Linked DNA regions of Mus musculus: region 1 is linked to region 2. Evidence: chromatin loops called from intact Hi-C (ENCODE). Cell type or tissue: left cerebral cortex. All regions are shown on one strand. Links, peaks and the distances in the headings refer to the core of each region. The heading gives the core; the rest is flanking DNA. Region 1 has its middle 22 kb from the start of Gm26618. Region 2 holds the start of Nudt11 (nudix (nucleoside diphosphate linked moiety X)-type motif 11).

What was found. Hi-C counts contacts between places; a loop is a spot of excess contacts. Peaks named below come from ENCODE experiments on the same cell type or tissue, not always from the same donor. Only the 100,000 strongest peaks of a DNase experiment are listed, where the experiment ranks them.
Region 1: it touches region 2 in a loop (4-fold over the local background); 2 of 42 quality-filtered maps call a loop at or near these places.

The regions. Positions count from the first base shown.
Region 1 is chrX:6,112,355-6,117,741 of GRCm38, forward strand. No RefSeq gene overlaps it. Among named protein-coding and RNA genes, the nearest start is that of Gm26618, 22 kb to the left of the region's middle. In left cerebral cortex, for the core only: no CTCF peak of the experiment used is centred there; no DNase peak of the experiment used is centred there.
Region 2 is chrX:6,047,407-6,052,793 of GRCm38, forward strand. Nudt11 (nudix (nucleoside diphosphate linked moiety X)-type motif 11) reads left to right here and starts at 101. Exons shown (of 2, transcript NM_021431.2): 1 at 101-998. The coding sequence starts at 505. All of the region lies in intron 1 of Gm26618 (a long non-coding RNA gene), which reads right to left. In left cerebral cortex, for the core only: no CTCF peak of the experiment used is centred there; DNase peaks (open chromatin) are centred at 457, 1,003, 1,454 and 2,366; H3K4me3 peaks cover 1,764 bases.

The DNA of each region.
Region 1 (5,387 bases), core at 117-5,116, 65 kb after region 2:
TGATCTCTCTATTTAAATAATATTGTTCAGTTGCAAAGACAGTACATTTACCCCTGTACAAGACAATATTGTGTAGGGTAAAAGGAGTGGACTCTTGAAGAGTCCGCTGTATTTTTAACTGCCTGGTACCAATCTGGGACTTGAAGCAAAAACAACTGGGTAATGAAAACATAATGAAATAAGACTCCAGCGAACATGTCAAGATCAGCTCCTTTCCAGCATCCAGCATATCTCCTCTGCTCTGGAACACTGACAAAGTTGTATATGCACCGTATAAGCAAGGTTCAACCAGTTTGTCCCCCAAAATGTAGGAATGCCATGTATTCCTCCAAGAACATGGTAAGACAGCATGCTCTTTGAGAGGCTGCTACAATACCATTTTGAGAGAGGCTCCTGTAAGGCAGTTTCTTTTCACCTCTCTGAATTCAGGGGACATAGACTTTCCAGGTTGCTCCATCTTCCCTGCAGAACGTAGCTGCAGAATATAGAATGGCTGTAGCATTGAAATGCTTCCTTCACCACAGGGTTCCACAACATTCATGGTGCATATCGTCTGGCCTATTCTGTTGCCATCCTCTGAACTAACATTATGTTTTGCTTTTATTTTGTGTGTTTTGCTTGCATGTATGTCCAGGTACCACTTGTATACCCAGTACATGTGGAGGCTGGAAGAGTGTGCCCAGTCTCCTAGAACTGAAGGTAAATACAGTTATGAACCACCACTGGAAATAAAACTTGAATGCTTTGGAAGAATAGCCAATGTTATAAACCACTGAGCCATCTCTCCAGCCCCAATACTTTGCTAGCCTTTTTTTTTTTTTTTTGGTTTTTCGAGACAGGGTTTCTCTATATAGCCTTGGCTGTCCTGGAACTCACTCTGTAGACCAGGCTGGCCTCGAACTCAGAAATCCACCTGCCTCTGCCTCCCGAGTGCTGGGATTAAAGGCGTGTGCCACCACACCCGGCTTTTTTTTTTAAAAAAAGTTTTATTTATTATTATATGTAAGTACACTGTAGCTGTCTTCAGACATACCAGAAGAGGGCGTCAGATCTCATTACAGATGGTTGTGAGCCACCATGTGGTTGTGGGATTTGAACTCGGGACCTTTGAAAAAACAATCAGTGCTCTTAATCACTGAGCCATCTCACCAGCTAATACAGCCTTTGTCATCTGTTTTATGGCATAAACCAGATCTAAAATGATGTGTTTTCAGGCAAATCTGTCAACTTGCTTGACACTACTTTCAGTAAAGATTAGTTACTACTTCAATCAGACATATTTTGAACATTAGCTATTATCATAGTTCAGATACACATCTTGTCAACCAACATATTTATAATTCTCTACATTTGTTATTTGCTAGAAAACATAAAATAATAAATGCTATTGCTTCAGATAATATATGGAATTACAGTTTTCTTAATAGTAATTGGATTTCTGCCCGATAACATGATAGTCTAGGTTTAAACATTGAGTCTGATACTAGAGCCAGAAATATCTAATCATTACAAATTCCACCTTGTTTTAAATATTGATAAAATAAATGTAATGTTAAAATGCCATCTTAAACATCTTTCCTCTTTGTCACATTCTTTTTATTTTATTTGCTTATGTTTTGGCGTCTATATGTTTAACAAATATTCTATCCCTGAGATCTCCAATTTAAACATTTTTTAAGTATTCAGGAGTATTAATTATATTTTCATTGCTATGCAGCCAGCTCTTCTTTTTTATCTTGCAAATTAAAACTTTATATATTTGTTGATACTCCACGCCCTCTGACACCAAGCCTCTGAAAAATACCATTCTATTCTGTTTCTATAAACTTGACTAATATAGGTAGCTCATATAAGTGGAATTACATATGATCTATTTTTTTGTGATTGGCTCATTTCACTGGGAAGATGGATCACAAGAATTCATCTGAGTTGTAACATGTGTCAAGGTTTCTATCCCGATAGAGGTTGAATAATTCCAAATTGTTATCTATACAATTACTTTTATTTATCTGTCCCTATGTCAAAAGACACCTGGGTTTGCTTCCATCTCATGGCTACTGTAATGGTTCTGTGAACATAGATGTAAAAACACTTCTCTAAGACCTGATTTATTTTTTTTATTTTTAGTAAGAATACAATACAGTAGGTCTGCCTGAGTTCCTTCTTCCCTCCCTTCTTCCCTCCTTCCCTTCCTCCCTTTGTCTTTTCCTCTCTTCCTTTCTCCCTCTCTCCCTTCATCCATCTCTTCCTTCTTTCCATCCTCCCATCCTTCCTTTCTTCACTTCTCTCTCTTTCTTCTTTGTCTCTCTCTCTCTGTTTCTGTCTCTCTCTGTCTCTCTCTCTGTCTCTCTGTGTGTCTCTCTGTCTCTCTCTCTGTGTCTCTCTCTGTGTCTCTCTCTGTGTCTCTCTTCTCTCTCTCTCTCTCTCTCTCTCTCTCTCTCTCTCTCTCTCTCTCTGACAGATTGTCACTATGTAGCCAAGACTTTTCACCACATCTGGCTTAGCATAATATCTTCATATACATATACACGTATACATATACATTGTTAAATGTTTGCCATAGTCAGGTCGGTTAATATTTGTCTTGGCTTTTATATCTGTGTTAAGAGTACCAAGTATTGGGGCTGGAGAGATGACTCAGAGACTGAGAGCACTAACTGCTCTTCCAGAGATCTTAAGTTCAACTCCTAGCAACTACATGGTGGCTCACAACCATCTGAAATGAGATGTGGCACCTGTTCTGGCATATATGCAGGCAGTACACTGTGCACATAATAAATATATGCAGGCAGTACACTGTGCACATAATAAATGAATAAAACTTTAAAAAACTTACCTTTCTAAAAAATAATTTAAAATGAGTACCAAATATCTACTCTCAATAAACATCCATTATACAATGCCACATGATTAGTTATAGTTACCAGGGTGAGCATTGAATTTCTAGACTTACTCATTCTCTATAACTGCAACATTGTACTTTTTGAATTTATCTTTTCTATCTTTCCTAGCTCTCTCCTCAACAATATTTATACTACTGCTTGACATATATGTTAGGAAAATACACGTCCATAGAGCTCCACTGCCTCATCTCCAGTTAATTCTTCACCTTGCTATTTTCTATAGTAGCTTCACCATTTGATATTTCCACTAGAAATACACAAGGTTTTAGATTTCTCTAACTTTTCATTTGGTGTGTGTGTGTGTGTGTGTGTGTACAAGTGCATGTGTAAGTAAAAGCCAGAAATCAACTTTGGGTCTTGTTCCTTAGAAACTATCCACATGATTTTTTTCACACACAGTCTCTCACTGGCCTGGGATTTACTAAGCATGGTAGTCAGTGAGCCCCAGAAAACTCCATGTAAGAGTTCATCCATAGTGGCTACTATGTGTGTATGTATATAATATATATTAATATTTTTTTACAGTCCAGTCATTGCCTCCTCCTGGTCTACCCTCTCATAGTTCCTCATCCCTTTTCTTCTCCCCTTATCTCCAAGAAGATGTGGCCCTCCTCACCAGGCCTCCCTGGGGACTCAAGTCTCTGAGGGTCAAGAGCATCTTCTCTCACTGAGGCCAAACAAGGCAGTCCTCTGGTGTACATGTCTTGGAAACCTCAGACCAACTCATGTATGCTGCCTTGTGGGTGGCTCACATACTGTCTATTCTTGTCTCAGTGTATAGCAGCACCTTATTTTTATCATTAAGTGAGGGGTGTGGCTCCCTTAAAGTTCTTTGAATTTATTTTCCATTCTCTTTCTTCTTACTTTCCCACTCACTTTCCATCTCACTTTCCCACTGGAAATAAACCCAGGAATTTTGCATGGAAGGCATGAACTCTGCTGTTGTGCTACATCACCCTTTAGCATGCTGAGACCAAATTAGCACTTCATAGAAAAAAAGGCCTTGAATAGTGCTCCACAGGACTCTGCCTGGTGATGAGACAGGCTGGAGATTCCTCTAAGCACTAGACTAAGGAGAGCTATACTGCCAGAGGGTTGGGGATAAATAATGGAAGCAATTCTTTGGAGATTAAGACCAGTAATACATGGGGTTATAGTTTAATCTCATGGCCATAGGAACCTAGACAATATGGAGAGTAGCTGAGTTTCTCACTCACTCCAGGACTAGAAATAAAGCATCCAAAACTTGAGTCTACTCTAATACCAAACAGGTCTAGAAGCTCCCTCTGTGTGCTCTTGTCTCTACACCTGGGGCTTTTGGATTTTGCTGGGACTGGATCTCAAGCAGGTGGAGTCATATTCCCTGTTCTTTTGCTGAAGGTTCATAGAGCCAGTCACTTGTCTGAATAGCTAGTGCAGTTCTAGATGCTCAGTCTGTAGGTACAGGTTGGAGGCATAAGTTACAGGCTCTGTTTCCCAGTGGATTACAACATTGGGGATCTGATGCTGTGTTTCAGATCTAAGGCCTGAACTTAATTCCTTTTCTCTCCCCAACTAACGAGGGGCTGCTATTGGCAACTCCTTCCTTCTTGCCTTCTTCAATGTGTATCTTCCTGTTAGGATGCTAAACCAAGCATATTACTTGGTTTGCCTAGCCTTTGCAAAGTCATTCCTTTATACAAACAGCTAGTTGCACAAGTTGGTGAGTCTATATGGAAATTTTTCTTGGAGAATTTTAGTTATTTAGCTGCACTCCTATTTCTGGGTTATCCATCCTGTCCCATTGGTTAATATTTCTATCACTTTGCTTTTAACCTACCGACGCCCTTTAAATTGTAGATAGATTTATAGAACACAATATAAAATTATCTTTTAAAAGAACTTATCATCCCATCCATTTGAGGTGTATAGATGCTCTTACCATTCTAATAGGTGTTTACTTTCATCACTGTAATTTACTAGAGCACTTACATATTCTGTAAAAGAAGTTCTATATACATCCCAGTTATCTGTCTTCCTGACAATCATCCATAATTACTTAGCTGCCTAATAGCTCTAATTTTATACGTATTTTAGTCCTTTTATGTGAATGGAATCATTCAAAATGTTGTCATTAGTAGCTAGCTTCTTTCACTTTGTATAATGTCTCAAAGTCTGTGTTATTGCACATATCACTGGTCCATTTTATTTCATTTATTTTTAACTGAAAATAAGACTTTTTCAAGCAATATTTTCTCATTTCAGCTTCTCAATCCCCAGCTTCTCCCAGGTTCTTCCTACTCACCCATCTCCATGCCTTCTCTCTCTCTCTCTTTCTCTCTTTCTCTCTCTCTCTCTCTCTCTCTCTCTCTCTCTCTCTCTCTCTCTCTCTCTCTTTCTCTCTCTCTAACAGGTAAACAAACTCAAATGTTTTTAAAAGGACAAGAAAAAGATTCATACACACACATTCTCAGACAGCTAGACAGATGGACAGAGAAACACAAA
Region 2 (5,387 bases), core at 104-5,103:
GCCACGCGCGCGCACGCGCCTCACCTCGCTCAACCCCTGGCGCAGCAGCGGCGGCGGCGGCGGCGGCGGCGGCAGAGCGGGCGAGCGCGCGCGAGATCGCGGCGATCCGGAGGGCGGGGACCGCGCACGGTCCACTCCGGGGCTGTGCGGAGGCGCGGGCTCTGGGCTCCCGGCTCCGGGCGGCGGAAGCGGCGCCTCCAATCAGGCGGCGGGCTCGCGACCCTCGGCGCGCCCGGCCGGTGCCGCCCGCCCCGCGGACTGACTGACGCGCCGGCTCGCCCCCGCCCCCGCGCCCGCCCGCCCGCCCGCCCCCGCCTCGTCTCCGCTGGCTCGGCACAGACTGCGCTCCGCTCCACTCCGCTCTCCTCTCCTCTCCTCCAGCCTCGCCGGGCCCTCTCCCTGCCAGCCTTTGCTCCTCGGCTGCGCGGCGGCAGCGGCCCGCTCGCTAGGCAGCTGCAAGCGACCTCAGAGGCGGCGGCGGCGGCGGCGGCGGCGTCGGGGAGGATGAAGTGCAAGCCGAACCAGACGCGGACCTACGACCCCGAGGGCTTCAAGAAGCGCGCCGCGTGCCTGTGCTTCCGCAGCGAGCGCGAGGACGAGGTGCTGCTGGTGAGCAGCAGCCGCTACCCCGACCGCTGGATCGTGCCGGGAGGGGGCATGGAGCCCGAGGAGGAGCCGGACGGCGCGGCGGTGCGCGAGGTGTACGAGGAGGCGGGAGTCAAGGGGAAGTTGGGCCGCTTGCTGGGCGTCTTCGAGCAGAACCAGGACCGCAAGCACCGGACCTACGTGTTCGTGCTCACCGTCACCGAGCTGCTGGAGGATTGGGAAGACTCGGTCAGCATCGGCAGGAAGCGCGAGTGGTTCAAGATCGAAGATGCCATCAAGGTCCTGCAGTGCCACAAGCCCGTGCACGCCGAGTACCTGGAGAAACTGAAGCTGGGCGGCTCCCCTACTAATGGGAACTCGGCCGCCCCGTCCCCGCCAGAGAGCGAGCCCTAGTATGTACCGCTCCCGCCCGGACTCCTGCCTGTCGCCTCCCCGCACTTGCCTCCTGCTTGCCTGGGGAGCACCTCTCCTGCCCTGTGCGCCCTCCTGCACGGGCAGGAGGGAGGCTTCTTTTGTTTCCTTGGCAGGCAGACCTCTGAATCACGCTTGCAAACTGTCTCGGTTGCCAGGCGCTGTTTGCAGACAATTTGCACGTTTTTCAGATGCTTTTCCAATCGCTTCTTGGTGACACTGTAAAAATCTTGCGGTCAGCCACAGCTGCATGGGATTTTGTGAAAGGTGCCTTAGCTGCTTGCTCTGCTCTTCTTGGAGGGTGTGCGTGTTTGTGTGTGTGTGTGTGTGTGTGTGTGTGTGTGTGTGTTCACCTGTGCATTGATGTGTACTCGTGCGCCAGTCTGCTCTGTAATGTTTTTGTTTGGATGGGTTTTCCCCCCGTTAAACAGCCTTTACATGTGTTTGTGCATAGTGTGCGTGCGCAACTTTGTTGTAGGGCTTTTTCTGGTTTGTTTCCTAGTGAAGGGACCTTTAGTTTTATCCACTGGTGAAGGGCCAGCGCACTGTGTCAGGCGGACTTCTTTTTTTGGTTCCTGGTTTCTTTCTCTCTCTCTCTCTCTCTCTCTCTCTCTCTCTCTCTCTCTCTCTTTCTCTCTCGTTTTCCTCTTGCTTCTTGGCAGTGGCCCATTCTTGGTAGACTTTGACTCAGATGATTTGTTTGAAAATAAATGAAGAAAAAGAACAACTGGTGCTTTACACAGTTTCCTTTTTGTAGACAGTACTTTTAGCATCCAAAATGCCATCAAACAGTCCCAGAGAAGGAACTTCGTGGTTTTTTTTTTTTTCATATGACCAAAAACCATTTTAATTTTCAAGAAAAAAATTACAGCTGAGGATTTTTTTTATTGCTGACTTAAAACGCCCTATATAATTTACAAACTGTTCCCCTGGTAGAATCGATATTTCTAGAGAATTGCTAATTAGTTACTTATTTTGAGGATAATTGTGGTTATTCCGTTGTTTTAGCCTGCGCATCCAGCAGCTTCCAATGACCAGCACATTTCTGGATACTCATTAAAAATGATAGTTTTTCTCCCTGTATGTCCATTTTGAAAGAAAGTAATTTATACTTGAATTTACTGATGTCCCAGGTTAAATTCCCTGTCAGTTACCACGGGAGTGGGAATCTTTAATGTGACCGCATATTTGTAGCCATTCAAATCATGAATGGGTTTATATTCTTGCTGCTCAGCTGTTCTCCAACTGTGAAGACATGGGAACCACTTATCTCATAGACCCAGAGTAAACATTTCATTCCTTACCACAAATCTTTTGGTTGTTCTACTGGTCTTGTTCTTACCTTGATACTTGTTTCAAATAAGGAGTCACTTGTAAGTCATTCCACATTCTCTTCTAAAGCTCTGATCACCTTCCCCTGCCATGTCTATTTGGGTATCTAGAAAGCCTTTTTAAAGACTGTTTTAAGACTGGAAAGATCACTCCATATTTGAGCGTTTTCAAGAAACATCACAGATGAGAATGATGAATGTGCTTGGGGAATTAACCGTGTAAAAGAACTAACCTCACTTGAGTTGGAGCTATTTACTTTTTATTCTTATTTTGCAAACAGAAAACAATTCATAGAATGTATTTTGATCATAATCTTTGCCCTGCCCCCAGTACTCCTCATCCTTACCCACACTCAGATTTGTGTTCCTTCTTGCTTAAAAACAAAACCAAGGAAACAAACAAAACCCACAAAAAGACAGCAAATCACAGCAAGATAAAAGCACACAAAATAACATGGAGTCTGTTTTGTGCTCGTCACCTGTTCCCTGAACACGAGACATACCCAGGAGTTGAGTTGGTAGACATAGTGTAACTCCTTTAGAGACACAGGATTTTCTCTGTCCCAGAAAGTACCTATTGCAAAGAGCTTCATGGTTAGGGCTAGGACTTTCTACTCCCTTCCCCTTCTCCATGCTGAGATTTTTTTCGTGGCTCAGATTTGTGCAGGCCTTGTACTAACTGTCTCAGGCTCTATGAGCGCATGTGCACATCAACCCTGCTGTGTCCAGAGGATGCTGTTTCCTAGGATCATATACCACTTCTTACTCTACAATCTTTCCATTGAATTCGCTTCCCCATAGATCCCTGAGCCTCGAGGAAGGGTGTTTAATAAAGAGAGCCCCAGTTCATTGCTCTCACAATTATTTTTAAAACATAACTACTGCTAAAACTTTGAGCATCATCTTTATAAAAAGATGGTTTTCATTTAGTTCATGTACATATCAATGTGTGAATCAATTGGTATTTCAGGAATGCATGAAGTACATCAATATCCAGCTCCAGAAACTCACACTCTATTTCTAACTCCTTATCACAATACTGGGATTCTTCTTCTGTCTTTTAATACCAGAGATAATTTTGGTTTTGAACTGTATGTATCCCGGTTCTTACTGCCTTATTGTGCAACTTAATATTCAGAGTATTCAAATGTTTTTCTCCATTGGGCTGGAGTTATTTAAAAATTCATACTGCTTTAAGCTTCTAAAAGTGGGGTCCTTGGATTTTTCTAAAGAAATGCGGTTTACCTTTAAGAAAAAATTTCTTGCACATTTAAAACATAAAGCCTAATTTCCAAAATATATCTTGATCTCTCATCAAAGGAAAAATTATATGACTAATTTGAAGCACTTATTTTTAATTCTAATCAAAATGTCATTTGCTAGTTAAAAAGTTTCTAATAGATTCTGTGATTTCATCTCAATTAACCTTAAGTTCTCCATTGATCTAGCATATAAAATGGATTTGGGTTTCTGGATATTTCTTTTTATAAAAGCCTTAGAAATGCATTGAAAGCTTTCCTTGTACTTGGTATTAGTCAGCAATGCATCAGCCTTTAAAATTAAATTTTATTTGTATGTGTGTGTATGCATGTGCACATACATGCATAAATAGCCCTCATGCATATATATACATGTGTGTATATGTGTTTGGGTGGGTGTGAGAATGCCCTTGTATAGCTGTGGAGGTCAGAGAACTATGTGAGGGAGTGGTGGTGTCTTCCACCAGGTGGGTCCCAGGAATAGAACTCATGTAGTCAGTGATTGGCAGCAAGTACCTTACCCACTGGGCCATCTTGCAGGTCCTCTTCTTGCATTTTTAAATTATATATTTTGCATAATCAAAATGTATTCATAATTCATTATTAAGAATTGTTTGCCTAAAAATATACTGTGGCTTTCCCCCCTTTAAAAATTACTTGGTTTCTTTAGGCTTGAGTTTCGACATCATTGAAAAAATTTTAATGTTCTATGAAACATAGACATGTCAGAGAAATTACAAACTCCTAGGAAATGATTTTTATCTTTAAGGTTTTGTCAATAGTCCCAGATTTGAACAGGTTACCAGGGATAATATATTAATTTCTACGAGTCAGTCTTCTAAAGACTGTTTAGAAACTGGGTATTTTTTCCTTGTGAGAGTGCTCATTTTACATACTAGTTATATGTATACTGAAATATACAGCCAAATTTTACATCCATCTTTGAGGAAAAGGAAGGAATATTCCCAACAGATAATTGTGATTTGTAGACACGAATTAGAAATGTTTTTCCCATTTCTTGAAGTGTTCTGTTGGTAACCAGGAATGTTTTTCCCCAGATCCTCATGCATGCTGATCATGTAGCAGGCCACTGAGCTCCACCCACAACTCCAAGATAGAATATTTTGTTCTTCCAGATGTACAAAGAGGAAACATGTTAATGTAGGTTTATGTTAATATTGGTTTGTATGTAGACTGGAAACATACAACGTTTTCTGTACTTTAAAGAAACAAACGAGAAATAGGAAATTTACTTTTATAATACATTTGCTTTATTTATTACTTTATACAGATTTATTTTAGAGGATTTATATAAAAGGTTTATCATTGAACAGTATGGGTTCATTTACAAAGGTTTCTATAAGAATGCCGTATAGGATCTAGAAGGGAATTTTCCCTGGCCAGAATTTTTATCTTCAGGCTTAATATTTTCCTGGTATCCCTCTCAAGGAACTACACTGTATTGAACATGTTTAAACATTTTTGAGCAGGCAGAACTATGAGAATTCAGTGTGGCCACACGACGTTTTTATGAGAGACCAGGAGGTAAAGGATACTGCCCTGGTGTTAGTTCTTACATTGTAATTTCATCCAAGTTACCACATCATCCCTGCACACAGGTTTTCTGTGAAATCCGTTGTTGTAGATAATGCACATAGATATTGCATAAATATCTCTCAATGAGATACTCTTTTTAAACTAGATTAAGATACTTCTATGTAGCGGTTAACAGTTTATTTACTATGTGGCTATCAGCCTGAATTATCTCTAGTCTTAAAGG